2 separate regions of the Homo sapiens genome follow, and region 2 is linked to region 1. Evidence: read pairs that join two places in POLR2A ChIA-PET (ENCODE). Cell type or tissue: OCI-LY7. All regions are shown on one strand.

Evidence for each region. ChIA-PET counts read pairs that join two places held together with the same protein. Peaks named below come from ENCODE experiments on the same cell type or tissue, not always from the same donor. Only the 100,000 strongest peaks of a DNase experiment are listed, where the experiment ranks them.
Region 2: POLR2A ChIA-PET joins it to region 1 with 5 read pairs; 4 of 35 experiments call an interaction of 5 or more read pairs at or near these places.

Annotation. Positions count from the first base shown.
Region 1 is chr6:24,710,028-24,712,527 of GRCh38, reverse strand. The region is part of intron 3 of C6orf62 (chromosome 6 open reading frame 62); the gene reads left to right. Among named protein-coding and RNA genes, the nearest start is that of C6orf62, 7.9 kb to the left of the region's middle. In OCI-LY7, no CTCF peak of the experiment used is centred here; no DNase peak of the experiment used is centred here.
Region 2 is chr6:24,897,778-24,900,277 of GRCh38, reverse strand. The region is part of intron 1 of RIPOR2 (RHO family interacting cell polarization regulator 2); the gene reads left to right. Among named protein-coding and RNA genes, the nearest start is that of RIPOR2, 37 kb to the left of the region's middle. In OCI-LY7, no CTCF peak of the experiment used is centred here; no DNase peak of the experiment used is centred here; H3K4me3 peaks cover 751 bases; H3K27ac peaks cover 1,616 bases.

The DNA of each region.
Region 1 (2,500 bases):
CCAGCTAATTTTTGTATTTTTAGTAGAGACGGGTTTTCACCATGTTGGCCGGGATGGTCTCGATCTCTTGACCTCGTGATTCACCCGCCTCGGCCTCCCAAAGTGCTGGGATTACAGGTATGAGCCACCATGCCCGTCCTTTTTTTGAGACAGGGTCTTGCTCTGTCGCCCAAGCTGGAGTGTGGTGGCGTGATCTTGGCTCACTGCAACCTCTGCCTCCCAGGTTTGAGCCGTTCTTGTGCCTCAGCCTCTTGAGTAGCTGGGATTATAGGCGCATGCTATGACACCCAGCTAATTTTTGTATTTTTTTTGTAGAGACGGAGTTTTGCTATGTTGGCCAGGGTGGTGTCCTTGACCTCAAGTGATCTGCCTGGCTTGGCCTCCCAAAGTGGTGGGATTACGGGTATGAGCCACCACACTTGGCCTTAGACTTTCTCTTACTTTATATATATTTAATCTCAGTCCTTAAAATAACTGGGTAGATAGGAAGAAACTGAGACAGAAATTAGGTAAATAAGGCCCAAGGCAGTTAAATAGGATAAAAGCCTGGACTGACTGTGCTTTTAACTCACTACCCTGTACTGTGAAAATTTACCTATATTAATTATAGAATCTTAAAATTCTGGACTGAGTGTAAGCAGTATGATGTAGGTAATGACTTTAGAATTCAACTGCAGTAAGTAGGTTAATATTGTAAGAACTAATTTGCTTTTCTGAAGTAATTTAAAATGTGTGAATATCCTATATGAGGGGCCTTAAATATAACTCACTCAGTTCTTTCTCAAAGAAAATGAGAAAAGGAATGGTAAATGTTAACTTGCAGGCCTCTTTTTTTTGTTTTTTGTTTTTTGACTCTTAAAGCACTTTACTTATTTTTAAAATTTAATTAATTTTTTGTAGAGATGGGGTCTCACTTTGTTGCCCAGGCTGGTCTTGAACTCCTAGGTTCAAGTGATCCTCTTGCCTCAGCCTCCCAAAGTGCTGAGATTACAGGTGTGAGTCACCGTGCCTGGCCTTTTGAAGCACTGTAAAACCTGAATATATGGGTAGTGAGGATATAATCGGAACCAGAATAAGGATTGTTTTTAAATACTGAGTTCTTCAGTGTACTGTGAAGTGCTGGGAGGTACTACTAAAATGTATCTCTTCTTTTCTCTTCATTATTAATGCTACTGCCAAGGTTAGCTCCTCCCCTGACTGTTAGAATATTTCGTTACTTCTGTGGGAATTACTTCTTTCATGCTGCTTATGAGAAGTTGTGTGTGTGTGTTTGTGTGTGTGTGTGTGTACCATTTCTTTTCAGATAAGTGGATATTCAATATGATAGAATTGAAATGCTAAAGAACTATAAGGAAGGCCTTTTTCAGTCTCACTCAAACCTTTTTTCAGTGTGGTTACCGGTTCTTGCACCCACCCTGGTTGCTTACCATATTGCAGCTTTGTTACTTGAATAGTATTTCAGTTTTTAACACATTTGTTTTTGTGTTGGTTCTGTTTCCTAGTATGGCTGTTTTTTTTGTTTTGTTTTGAGATGGTGAGATGGGGTATTACTCTGTCATCCAGGCTGGAGTGCAGTGGCATAGTCATGGCTCACTGCAGCCTTGAACTCCCAGGCCCAAGTGATCCTCCCACCTCAACCTCATGAGTAGCTGGGACCACAGGTGTGCACCCCATGCCCAACTAATTATTTTTGTAGAGATAGGATCTCACTGTGTTGCCCGGGCTGGTCTCAAACTCCTGGCCTCTAGTGATCCTCCCGCTTTGGACTCCCAAAGTGCTGGGATTATAGGTCTGAGCCACCATGCCCAGTCAGCGTTTATCAGATTACTTACCATTACTACTTTGTCCTGGGGAAATCCTCTTAATCTTTAAAGGCGCAATCCAAAATCATAATGTTCCCGTGTTACTTACTGTTACTTTTTTTTTTTTCTCCTATAGTGGTTTGATGATAAGAACCCAATTTGGGCCGGGCGCGGTTGCTCACGCCTGTAATCCCAACACTTTGGGAGGCTAAGCCAGATGGATCACCTGAGGTCGGGAGTTTGAGACCATCCTGACCAACATAAAGAAGTCCTATCTCTACTAAAAACACAAAATTAGCTGGGCGTGGTGGTGCATGCCTGTATTCCAGCTACTTGGGAGGCTGAGGCAGAAGAATCGCTTGAACCCAGGAGGCGGAGGTTGCAGTGAGCCGAGATCGCGCCATTGCACTCCAGCCTGGGCAACAAGAGCGAAATTCCGTCTCAAAAAAAAAAAAAAAATTGGAGTTTTACAGATAACCACATCTTATTCTGGGAAAGGATTTGAAGCAAGTTGGGTTTTATATTTGGCTGTACTTGTCCTCTTCAGCAGTATAATAAGCCCCTTAAGGCTGAAGTAACCTTATTCCTATTGTTTAGTAGCTAATAGCATGCTTTTGATATGCTTATGATCATACTAATAATTTAATATTTGAATTGTATGGAAGTACAATTCAGTATCATTTTACATATGGTATATT
Region 2 (2,500 bases), 190 kb before region 1:
TTGGTTTTAAACCTAGGCCGTCTGGCATCAGAGTCTGGGCTGTGCTGCGGCTGTGGATGTAAATACACAGACTCCAAATTCAGAGCCACAGTTCCCACAGCAACTGCCAGTTTGTAGCATGTTCAAAAAGCCCGAGTTCTCCCACATAACTTAGCTGAGTTGTGGCTGCCAGATCTTTTGGCTTAGCAACTCGAAACAGAGACTGTCCACGTAGGCTGAGGTTCTCAGTTGATACCAAGGCGTTGATGAGACTCTTCAGGCTTCTATTATAATCAAGAAGAAGATTTTTCACATCCTCCATCTGAAAGGTTCATTATTCCAGCTGGGTAAGCTGTGTGTCTGCAAAGATGCCCTATCATCAGGAAATGAAATGGGCACTTTTTCTCCAAGTAAGCAATGCATGCTGATAAATAACGCCATATCAGTGGCGTGCCTTCTCCTTCCTCTTGCAAACGATTGACGCCTCAGAGATCTGAACAACCCCACAAAAGGGGAGGAAAATGGAGAAAAAACAAACTTGAGAGAAAAAAGGAATCATTCCTTTTCTTTTGTGAGGACTTTTGTCTGATCCGTGCCCACATGTAAAGTATCCCTTGATCAATTTTGTCTTAATTACTGAATGTAGGAAAACAAGCTCATTGTTAATTCATGCAGTTTTAATTTATGCATAGGAGAATTATGCAGGATAATTACCTGCAGTTGAAGGAAAATGAATAGCGTCAGATGTGGTTAATTCACGCATGGTTTACCCTTCTATCTCTCTATCAGAAAAGATTTAAAGTGGTAACCAATCTGAATGATATGCAAAATTGCATTGGTTTGCTAAGTAGAAGTATTTTTTTTATTTGCATCACAAATAGAGTTCTCAGATTTGGACTGACTAGATTTGAATATAATTTCCAGAACAATAGCTGTGATTCACTGACTTAACTCATATGTTATCTCTTCCAGAAGTGCCCATTTTTCAAATCAGTGCAAAAGAAGCTATCTTCATGGGCCCCATGTTAGCCTGAGTATAGTTTCCTTTATGAGGATAATTCAATGAGAATGATAATTATTTCCTATATCAAGATTTGTGGGAGATTTACGGTAATGATCACACTACTTGTTCCCACATTGTCCCTGAACCTTCATGATCCAGTGGCTTCCAAAAACTGAAACAAACAGCTGGAACAAATTATGGGGCAATGAATGGACATCAGTGGAAATTTCCTTGTGACTTTTGTCAAGCAATAGATAGCTGCTAAGGCCTCTTTGAACTCACACCTAGTAATTGAGAGAAGGCTAAGAGGTGGTTCAAGTTTACTGAAAAAAAAAAAAAAAAAAACTACTCCCTGATGTTGAGTTGAGACAGGTTACAATAATGAACAATTTTGAAAGGAGAATACCAGTATCAAAAGGAGGAGCCAGAGAAAGTAAATATGTTTTTGTTATGACGGAGCAGTAAATTTTACTCTGAGCTTCCTTGTAACCAGGCAGAAAGGGGAACAAAGGAAGTTATCACCTAAGTTCCTGCTAGCAGAAAGATGGGCATACAAAATACAGCAGTTCCTTAAAGGACACATTCCCTTAGTGATGAATTGTAAAAGTAATGTCTTATATGGGAACGTATACACGGGAGGTTAAATTGAGCTAGTTCATTGCAGTGAAGTTCAAGAGGCAACACCTTGCATATTGATCTTCATTCTTATTTTCTTATCCCTCCATCAAGCTCTCTAAAGATCCAAAAAAGGACAACCAAAGGAAATTTCACAAAGAGAAAAAGGAAGATCTCTATTTGGCTCTCAATTGCCCTTTTTTGAGAAAAAGTGATACAACTTATCTAAGGCAACTTTACTTGCCATAATCAGATTTTGTCTGCAGAAAATATTAGCAGGGTGAGTTGAAGATGACTTACCTCCTTGCCCCACACCCCCTCACAGAGGACCCCAGCTTAGACAATGGAGTTACAACTTCATAATAATCATATTACTGTGCCAGAACTTATCGCTTCAGATTATAGGTTCTAGTAAGACCAACTTAAGTAGGAAAACACAGCAAAGTATAAAAACACAAAGCTTTGTTTAGGTAAGGCCATTTGTCTTTTTACCTTTGACCTTAGTGATGATGATGATAATAATAGGATAATAGGTGTCATTTAACTGAGTGCATATTTTGTGCCTAGCATTACACTTTGGCTTGATGTTTCCTTCCTTCCTTGCTTCCTTCCTTCCTTCCTTCTTTCCTTCCTTCCTTCCTTCCTTCTTTCTTTCTTTCTTCAGGGTCTGGCTCTGTCACCCAGGCTGGAGTGCAATGGCTCAATCTCTGCTCTCTGCAACCTCCGCCTCCCGGGTTCAAGCAATTCTCCTGCCTCAGCCAGGCATGGTGGTGCGTGCCTGTAGTCCCAGCTACTTGGGAGGCTGTGAATCCCTTGAGCCTTGGAGGTGGAGGTTGCAGTGAGCCGAGATCCCGCTGCTGCACTCCAGCCTGGGCAATAGAACCAGACATCATCTCAAAAAAT